Linked DNA regions of Homo sapiens: region 1 is linked to region 2. A link is a contact called in ENCODE Hi-C or POLR2A ChIA-PET data. All regions are on one chromosome and are shown on one strand. Each heading gives the region's core, a stretch centred on a gene start or an enhancer-like site at or near the end of the contact. The rest is flanking DNA. Distances are from core to core; before and after follow the strand shown. Region 1 holds the start of ZNF311 (zinc finger protein 311). Region 2 holds the start of LINC01623 (long intergenic non-protein coding RNA 1623).

Region 1 (5,105 bases), core at 1,751-4,250, 140 kb before region 2:
TGGACCCATTTTGCAGATAGACAAACTAGGGTGGGTCTAAGGTATGATACACACACATTGTGAGTGGGGTAGCCAGGATTTAATCTCATAATTAAGCAAATTTTATTTCATTTTGATACATTTTTAAAACAGCTAACCATGACTATTCACAAAGGTATGCAATCCTTGCCCCCACTGAAAGCACCAGAACACCTTGGAAAAATGGCTGATTCCAGGTCTGAGGCAGGAAATGTATGACATGTGTCTGAAACATTTATCTTGCCATAAAGGAAAAAAGCAAAGACGCTTAGAGTTGGATGAAAAGGACACAGGAGATAAAATAAAGGGACTCCCACTGACCAAAGATGAAATAATTTGAACATTAAAAAGAATAACTACTGCAATTGATTGAGACTCATTGAATGTATTTTTTTAAATCCATGTGTTCATATTGATATGCAAAAAGAGAAAACAAAATTTTGCATTAGTTATCAACTGATGCAGAACACTTGATGTTGTGCACAAAAAGAGAAAACAAAATTTTGCATTAGTTGCACAAAAAGATTTTACATTAGTGCACATTAGATGCACAAAAAGAGAAAACAAAATTTTGCATTAGTTATAAAACTTAGAACCAAACATCTGTTGCAGTTTCCTCCCTCAAAGCCATTCCCCAGCTTCTGAAGACCAGAAATCTGGGAGCAGCTTGGCTGGTGGTCCTGCGTATGTCATAAGGTTGCACCCAAGACATCAACCAGGGCTGCAGTCATCTGAAAGCTTGACTAAGGTAGAAAGATCCACTTCCAAACTCACTCATGTGTCTGCTGGCAGGAGGCTTCAGTTCCTCACCACCTGGGCCTCTCCTTACAACATGGCATTTGGCTTTCCCAAGGGTGTGTGATCTACGAAAGAAAAACAGACCAAAACAGAAGCCGTAGATTATTTTATAACCTAATATTAGAGATAATGTAGCATCGGCCAGGTGCGGTGGCTCATGGCTGTAATCCCAGCACTTTGGGAGGCCAAGGTGGGCAGATCACTTGAGGCCAGGAGTTTAAGACCAGTCAGCCAACATGGCGAAACTCTATCTCTACTAAAATATAAAAATTAGCTGGGCATGCTGATGCATGCCTATAGTCCCAGCTACTTGGGAAACCGAGGCAGGAGACTCACTTGAACCCGGGAGGTGGCGATTTCAGTGAGCCAAGATCGCGCCACTGCACTCCAGCCTGGGCAACAGAGCAAGACTCTGTCTCAAAAAACAAAACAAACAAACAAACAAACAAACAAAACATAGCATCACTTTTACCAGATCATTCAGTCACACAAACCAACCCTGGTACAATGTGGAAGGGGGCTACACAAGGATGTGAATGCTGGACAGTAGGGCCCAGCTAGCCATTTTATAGGATGGCTATCACATTTTGTAAGGTGGTTACCATTGATGGCACCTAAGGCACAACTGCTTTTTCTGAAAATTGGCAATTATGTTGAAAATTAAACAGTCTTTCTTTCCTGTACAAACTACATTTCAGGATAACCAAATAGCCCTAAATTGCTAAATTGATGAAGGAAAGTTTTTCTTTATAGAGGAGTTCTAACTAATAAATGTGAAAAAATTATTGAATTAGAAAAATTACAATTTTACAAACTCTAATGAAATGGGGTGGCTGAATCTATCAGATTAAAAGCCAGTGGGAAAGTTTACATGGAAGGATTCAGCTATCAAGTATTAAACCCACTGGTCAATCTTAGCATCAAAAACATTATATGCTTCCTGATGTGTGGCAAAAAGTACATAGCACCACCTAAGGATTCTTACTAACAAAGTTAAACCTAACTCTAATCAAACCTTTAGAGGTAACATCAAGTTTTACAGGAAATATGAGGCTAGAGAAACTAATAAAATGGGGACACAAATAGACAAAGCCAGCATGTAGAACATTCAGGACAAATGTCCCAATTTGTTCAATTAGTTGACTATATGAGGGGAAGACGAAGAGGAGGATGGAAGGAGGAACTAGTTCAGATGTGAATTTTAAAAGAATTAAGACACATGCCCAAATTAAATACTGGAACTTTAGATCTTGAATGAAATAGAAAACAAATGTAAGAAGCATATGTATATATTTAGGGAAATATAATATGGACTTGGTATTAGATGATAACCAGGAATTATTTTGTTAAATGGGATAATGGTATTGTGATTCTGTAGGAAAATATCCTTTTTAAAATAAATGCATAATGAAGTTGAAAGTAAGATATTTGGGGTTTGCTTTAAAACGTTTCAGCAAGAAAAAATGGAGATGGATGAAACAAGTGTGGCAGAATTTTATGTATTTTTAAATGTAAATGATGGGTATATATGGGTTAATTATACTCTTCTTTCGACTTCTGCATAGGCTTAAAATAGTCTTTACTTTTGAAAAAGACATTCAATTATTTGTGTTCTTAGTTAATATTTAAAAGTAACTTTTTCATATATTTGTCACAAAACTTCTGTCCATTCCTATCTAGAGGTTCCTCTACATGGGAAAAAAGGAGCAAAAGGGTAATATTTCTGCAACCCCTTTGCACAGGCCATAAACGCACGCAAACTCCTAGAAGGCTGAGCCGCGAGGAGGAGGGCGGAGAGTTTAAGGGAACGCCTAGACCAGAGAGTTGACGCCTTTCCTAGAAAATCACCGGAAATGATAATTGGCGGACTAGGAAGTGGAGCTTCTGTATATTTCTGTTTCTCATTTCTTGGGGAGAGTACCGGCGGGAAGGTCTGTGCCTTGGGCCGTCGTGGGTCGGAATTTGCAGCTGAGAGGAGAGGAGTCCGGTGCCGCCGTCGCCCCCCTCACCTAAATACCCGGGCCCCTGGGGTTGCAGGCAGGGGCGGGTCTTTGGGGCCAGATTTGAGGAGGGAGTCGGCTGCGGTTTCCTCCCTCGAAGCCATTCCCCAAAATGAGCATTTCCCGCCCATTTGCCCTACCTCCTCCCAGGGGCTCGTGACCCATTTTTTTTTTTTTTTTTTGAGACCGGAGTCTTGCTCTTGTCGCCTCCTGACCCATTCTTTTTATTCTTCTCTACAGCATCCATTCATATATTCATTCAGTCAGCTAATTTTTAATCCAGCACATACTATTGCAAGCGCTGTTTTAGGCGTTGAGAATACAACTGTGAACAAGACGACAAAAATTCCTGCCCTCATGGAGCCTAAGAGCCTAGATTTTAGCGAAGGTAGAACCACCGTAAACAATGTATATATTAATAAGTAACTTATGCACCATACTGGAAAATTATAAAGTGCTATAGAGGAAAAGAAGAATTCATGTAAAGCAAGGTAAGGCCCATCAGGATTGGAAGGAGGGGATAGGCTGCAATTTTAAATAAGGCACTCAGAGTAGACCTCCTTGGGAAGATGACCTATAAGAAAACACTTGAAGGAGGCAAGATTATTAGCCATGGAGATCGCTTAAGGTGAAGGGAGCAGCCAATGGAAAGGCCCTAAGATGAAAGAGAAGGAAGGTCGGTATGGCTGAAGATTGAGGGAGTGGGAGAAGAGTAGAAGGTGTTGAGAATGACACATCCTGTAGACTTGTATGCCACTCTTAAGACTTCAGCTCTTATTTTGGGTGAGCAGGAGAGGAAGTTAGAAGTCACGGGCACATTCAGTAGGGCCTTGTATACCTCGGTAAGGACTTCAGGTTTTATTTTAAGTATGAACCACTGGAGAGTTTTCAGCAGAGCGATGAAATGATCCAACTCAAGTTGTAAACGGACTACTCAGACTGCCCTATTAAGAAAGGAGGTGGAGCTTGCAGTGAGCCGAGATTGCGCCACTGCACTCCCGCCTGGGCCACAGAGCGAGACTCCGTCTCAAAAAAAAAAAAAAAAAAAAAAAAAAAGAAAGGAGGAAGGCAAGGATTGAAGAAAGGAGACCAGTTAGAAGACTACCGCAGTAATGGAAAGGAGGGGAGATAGCAGGTGATGGTGGCTCAGACAAGGGTGGTAGCCGTTGAGATTGTATTCTGGATATGTTCACATTTTCAGTTTGACTTCGTGCCTCAGGTTCTCAGTGACTCCCTATTTTTTCCTGTGGTCACATTCCTCTTTTCCCTTCACCAAATATGCAGGGAAACAAGATGTGAGATCACAGCGGTTTAGTGTTGCTAATGAACCCCAAATCCAGGGCAGTGTTTGACACATTAAGCCAAACAGTAGCGGCACTGTGGGTCAAGAAGGGCCCTTTGGCTGGCACCACCAAAACATGTGTTCTCCAAAGGAGGCTGGCATCAACTGGAGCCACTTCACAGCTTGTTTGAGAACTGGATCTGACCAGTAGGAAGAAACCAGGACAGCAGTGGAAGACTGTTAAAGAAACCTGAGTAAAAAGATGCAGGAGGTAAGAAGAGGAGGGTCTGTGATACATCACAAGGAGGAAGAAGGAGAAGTGAGTCCAAGAAAGAAGGAAAGCAGTGTGAGTGGAGGTGTGTCTGACTCTAGATACTGTTGGAGGTGTCTCCTCCTAGATACTGTTTTTGCTGCTTGACCTGGTGATCATTAAAGCTTTGTAGTTGTAGATGCCATTTCTAGTTTTCATAAGGTATTAGGAACTGAGTCCATTATTTTCTCCCTTCTTTTGGTATTTCTGGGAGACAGTTTCTGTGGATAGACCTGTATGGTTGCTTGCATCTTCCTATGTATTTTTCTCACCTTCATAACTTTCCTGAATTCATTCTGTGTCTTGCAATAGGTTGTGCTGTTGGATGAGAGTTCAGGACCACCAAGCCAGCTGCTTTGGACCCGCCAGGATACCCAGCTCCCTCAGGAAAGCGGTGAGATACACAGGAGATTGTGGCAGGAGTCACGGCAGCTGAGAATGTAGTAAGGACACAGAGTGGGTGGAAAATGCCACACTGGGGCCCAAAAATCTGTTCATTAATGAGCATTTATAGAAAGTCTTATTTTGTTTCTATACGAGGCTTGGATCAATATCTAGAGGAACTAAATATTCAGTTTCTGTCAGTATCTTAAATTTTGAAAAAAATCAGTGTGTAAAAGATTCTACAAAGCAATTTATCAGAAAGAATCAATGCAGTCAGGCATTTACTGTTTGTATAACCTGAGATATATGGTAA
Region 2 (5,219 bases), core at 2,489-4,988:
TCATTTTGTTATAATGTTGATGAGAAAAAAGTCTATTTCTCCTGGAAGCCACTGTCTGAGTTTCCTCCCACATCCCAAAAATGTGCACATTAGGTTCATTAGCATATCTAGTCTGAGTCTAGCGTCATCAGTCTGAGTGAAAGAGCACGCGAGCATATGTGTGAGTGTGTGTGTGTGTGTATGAGCCCGCCCTGTGATGGAATGGCCACCTGTCCACGGTGGGTTCCCTCCTGACACTATGAGGAGTTGAATTAGGCTTCAGCCACCAAAGACCTTGAACTGGAGTGAGCAGGTTGAAAAATGCATGAATGAATACAAGTTACTGTAAAAGCAAAATTCAGGAAGCATTTCATAATCCTACAAATGCATGACAATAAACGACATGGTGCTAAAACAGCCAGCCGCCATACTGAGAGGTGACAGCTTGCTGGCAGCCCTCACAGCCTTCGCTTGCTCTAGGCGCCTCCTCGGCCTTGGCGCCCACTCTGGCCGCGCTTGAGGAGAACTTCAGCCCGCCGCTGCACTGTGGGAGCCCCTTGCTGGGCTGGCCAAGGCCGGAGCCGGCTCCCTCAGCTTGCAGGGATGTGTGGAGGGAGAAGCGCAGGCGGGAACCGAGGCTGCGCGCGGCGCTTGCGGGCCCAGCGCGAGTTCCGGGTGGGCGTGGGCTCGGCGGGCTCCGCACTCGGAGCGGCCCCCTAATCCGCAAGCCCCGAGCAGTAAGAGGCTTAGCACCTGTGCCAGCAGCTGCTGTTCTCGACTTCTCGCCGGGCCTTAGCTGTCTCCCCGCGGGGTAAGGCTCGGGACCTACAGCCCGCCATGCCTGAGACGCCCCTCCCCGCCATGGGCTCCTGCGCGGCCCGAGCCTCCCCGACGAGCGCCGCCCCCTGCTCCACGGCGCCCAATCCCATCGGCCACCCAACGGCTGAGAAGTGCGGGCGCAAAGCACGGGACTGGCAGGCAGCTCCACCTGCGGCACCGGTGGAAAATCCACTGGGTGAAGCCAGCTGGGCTCCTGAGTCTGGTAGGGACTTGGAGAACGTTTACGTCTACCTAAGGGATTATAAATACACCAATCGGCACTCTGTATCTAGCTCAAGGTTTGTAAACACACCAATCGGCACCCTGTGTCTAGCTCAGGGTTTGTGAATGCACCAATGGACACTCTGTATTTAGCTACTCTGGTGGGGACTTGGAGAACCTTTATGTCTAGCGAAGGGATTGTAAATACACCAATCGGCACTCTGTATCTAGCTCAAGGTTTGTAAACACACCAATCAGCACCCTGTGTCTAGCTCAGGGTTTGTGAATTCACTAATGGACACTCTGTATCTAGCTACTCTGGTGGGGACTTGGAGAACTTTTGTGTCTAGCTCAGGGATTGTAAACGCGCCAATGAGCACTCTGTGAAGATGGACCAATCAGCTCTCTGTAAAACAGACCAGTCAGTTCTCTGTAAAATGGACCAATCAGCAGGATGTGGGTGGGGCCAGACAAGATAATAAAAGCAGGCTGCCGGAACCAACTGCGACAACGTGTTCGGGCTTTTTCCCACGGTGCGGAAGTGATTTTTCGCTCTCTGCGATGGATCTTGATTGTTCTTTGGGTTTACACTACGTTTATGAGCTGTAATTTGTTGATGGTCTGCAGCTTATCTTTTGAAGTTAGGAAAAACATGAATTCTCGGGCAAGAACAAACAACTCCGGAGGCGCCGCCTTAGAAGATGTAACACTGACTGCCAAGGTTTGCAGTTTCACTCCTGAGCCAGTAGAAGACCAAACCACCAGAAGGAAGAAACTCTATAACACATCCGAACGTCAGAGGGAATGAACTCTGGCTACACCGCATCTAACGATTGTAACACTCATCCGGAGGACTTGTGGCTTTCTTGAAATCAGTGAGATCAAGAACCCGCCAATTCCGGACACAATGTTTTACGAATTGTGTGTTAGTAGGAGTTGCTCCTTACAACTGCTATTTCACAAACATTTATTCCTTGATATAACCTGCCACCACTAGAATTGCAGTCACTGATTCACCAAAAATAAATCAATCATGTCGTTTTTGCTGATCTTAACTTGAGGTGCAGCTCATATTTTTTTCAATATTTAGTGTTAGAAGTGTTTGGAGTCCTTATTTAGAAATTTGGTGTTTTTGTGATCAGACATTTGCCAAGAAAATTAACTCTTAAATCAATTAGTCTAGTCTATGGTAGAATTAGTTTTATTTTGCTTAAAGTAATAGTTTCCAAAAACCAACTGACAATAAGTGAGGACTTCCTATATTTTTATGCTTAGGTTTGATGAAGTGGATAGTCCCATAGCAGTATAATTGGATAAAAGGGGGTATGATCTAATGGTTATAAACTGGGGTGAACTTAGCAAAGCCTGTTTATTCAGGTTCTCTTTGGCATCTCTGTGTCTTCGTTTATTTCCTCCAAGTACATTTTCTCCCCTCTGAATTGACGGTCTTATCACCTACTTTAATTGGAAGATCAGGTAGCTTTCATGGCCCGCTTCACGGAACAAGGGCCCAGAGAAAAACGTTTCTGCTTCTGCTGTTTTCTCAAATGCCGAGGTGTCGTATTTTGGGAGTAGTGTGACCTGAACCCAGTCAAAAGACGTCCGAGTCTTTCTAATCTCTGGGTCATAGGGTCGCCTTTGGCCTATGCATTGTACGTATACAGTATGGCATTTCGCATGTCTGTCCACTTCTAGGCGCACAGTCCAACTGGCTTTGACTGGTCAGGAAGGCCAGGCCTGGATCTGGGGTTGGTACTATAGGTTAGATGTTTTCAGGTTTTGAAGGAGAAACAGGTCCCTTAAGGATGAGAGCGAATCAGAAGAAGACAGACAAAAAAGGATTTAGGATTTGTTCCAGAAGCTCATTTCTGGATTGACTGTCGTACCAAGGTTTGGCGAACGGCGGCAAGCGCTTGCCAGTTTGTCGAAGAGTGGAGAGGTCAGTTGTGCCAAGGAGTGGAGAGGTCTAAGAACTCTCCAGGAGCACGGAGGGTTTATGCAGTCATAAATCGCCTTGCTTCTGCATACTTTTTATTCCGTGGAGGATTCCGCCCGGGCGATGGCGCCATAAATGCAGGTGCGTCCTGGCTCTTTTCTCTTCCCAGTGCGCATCTCGGCGACTCTCACCACCCGAGTCTCAGAGCCCGCGAAACGTAGCGTGCCAGGTTCTCCATCCCGAGGCTGGGCGCGGGAACCTGCAGGGGCAGTAACTACGACCGGGACAAGCCGATCTGCAATTCCCCTCCTGTTTTCTCTGCCCCTTGGACTTAAATTCCCACGGCGGCGTTTAGGGCTTTCGTTTTATCTTTCTGCGTTATGCTCGCGGTTTCCTGGCAACCTTTCCAAGCAGAATCACCCCATCACAGACCTTTCTCTGGGGGGCGGCCAGGCAGGACGGCTCCCTTATAAACCCCGATAGGTGGTTGTCGAGCGGCCGTCCGAGAGGGTGACCTGCAGCGGGAGATCCCAGGCCCAGCACGGGACTTTCGATATAACATTCAGTTTTCCTTCTCTCAGCGCAGTCAGGAAACAATATCCAGTATAGCGAATTCAAAATTAAGTTCGACAAAATATGCTTCTTGGCACGACCGATAATAGTAACAGGTCATAGAAATATTTTGGCCCACGTTGAGCGTTGGGGGGTGTAGCTCAGTGGTAGAGCGCGTGCTTAGCATGCACGAGGCCCCGGGTTCAATCCCCGGCACCTCCAGCTTCATTTTTCTCCCGCCTTTTCTCCTAGATGTGCCTTGTTTGCAAAATCATGTCTATCATGTCCACGACTCGCCTCAATTTTTTTTCTTTTGTTTTTGTGGCACTTTCATTCTCTCTCAATTCTTCAAATTCACATGGAAACCAAGGAAAACAAGCTCCGTTTTGCTTTCAATATTGATGCATTTCTGCTCTAAGGCTTTGACACCACCCTGGGTGGCTGTGTCAAGAGATGAAAGACAAAATGAAAGAGGCCGCGGAAGCACAGACTGGCAGAATTCCAAAACCCGAAAAACAAGCAAGGCACCAAATTAACAAGCCCAATCACATTGGTTACATTTCCCAGTATTATCGAAGATCAAGCAAGAAAGAAAAAGACAGAAAACAAATGCGAAACCACAGGTAATTTTTTACAATTTATTTTAGATCCTTTCTTTTTTGAGCTGTTCCTTGGTCAAGGGACAGACCCAGAAAATAGGAAAACTGTCCCACGGATTTCCCCACCACTCTCTTCCCATCGCAATCTCTTTTCTTTTCCCCCATCAGGTGTCCTCTTGTTCGTCCGATTTTAGACTTTGTAAGCTTTTTGTAGGCTTTTTTTTTTTTTTTTTTTGGAGACAAGAGTCTCACTCTGTCTCCCAGGCTGGAGTGCAGAGTGCAATGGCACCATCTCGGTTCACGTGCAAGCTGTGCCTCCCAGATGCAAGTGATTCTCCTGCCTTAGCCTCCCGAGTAGCTGGAATTACAGGCATGATGCACCACCATGCCCGGCTAATTTTTTTTTTTTTAGTGGAAACGGGGGTTTCACCATGTTGGCCAGGCTGGTCTCGAACTCCTGAACTCAAGTGATCCACGATCCACCCGCCTCTGCCTCCTAAAGTGCCGGGATTCCAGGCGTGAGCCACCACGCCTGGCCTACTTTGTATGCATTTCTTTGACTCATTGTTATTGTTTCTGACTTTATTAGGGTAACTTTTATTAAAGCATAATGTAAGCTTTGGATCCAAATAGAAGTTCTTTATTGTGTTAAATAAATTGAAGCCTTCGTATCTGGCTGACTTGAAGCAGCACTTAGCTAGTTTTAAAAGATATGGAAGGCAATCAGAAAACAAAGATACATATCCCCACTCCCTTCTCTTCCCAATTCTAACCGCAGCTCACATTTTGAAGGGCCTCACACATGCATGTGTGAACATCTCAACATATTAGCGGTGGCAGTTATCTGTAAGGAGTCTGCAGCAACATTAATTCTTGCCTCCTCAGGAGAAGGAAAGAATTCGATTGAGGAGCATAATGCCGAAGGAGAGACCGAGGCAAGTCTTAGAGCAGGGGTGAAAAATTATTGAAAATATTTAGAGCACTAATGAAGGAAAGTACACTTGGAAGAGGGCCAAGCAGGCGACTTGAGAGACCAAGTGCACGGCTTGACCTCTAGACCTGGGGTCGTAAACGTTGGCATAGTTCCTAAATCTTGTGTTATTTCTCCCCAC

Evidence for each region. A loop is a pair of places that touch in the nucleus more often than their neighbours do. ChIA-PET counts read pairs that join two places held with the same protein, here RNA polymerase II (POLR2A). Pooled maps may share reads with other maps.
Region 1: a pooled map shows a loop between it and region 2 (2.5-fold over the local background). The contact joins the promoter of ZNF311 here to the promoter of LINC01623 in region 2. A Hi-C loop is called at or near these places in 14 of 168 maps with a recorded cell type or tissue (Caco-2, GM11168, HepG2 and 9 more), 2 of 37 single-sample maps with no recorded cell type and 22 of 50 pooled maps. POLR2A ChIA-PET finds 5 or more read pairs at or near these places in 16 of 52 experiments (CD4-positive, alpha-beta T cell, CD4-positive, alpha-beta memory T cell, HEK293T and 11 more).

What each region holds. Positions count from the first base shown.
Region 1 is chr6:29,003,210-29,008,314 of GRCh38, reverse strand. ZNF311 (zinc finger protein 311) reads left to right here and starts at 3,000. Exons shown (of 7, transcript NM_001382360.1): 1 at 3,000-3,307; 2 at 4,101-4,369; 3 at 4,721-4,802. The coding sequence starts at 4,361.
Region 2 is chr6:28,862,196-28,867,414 of GRCh38, reverse strand. It overlaps LINC01623 (long intergenic non-protein coding RNA 1623), which reads left to right and starts at 3,738. Exons shown (of 2, transcript NR_033379.1): 1 at 3,738-4,131. It overlaps TRA-AGC2-2 (tRNA-Ala (anticodon AGC) 2-2), which reads left to right and starts at 3,659; the gene lies at 3,659-3,730. RefSeq lists an enhancer at 874-1,546.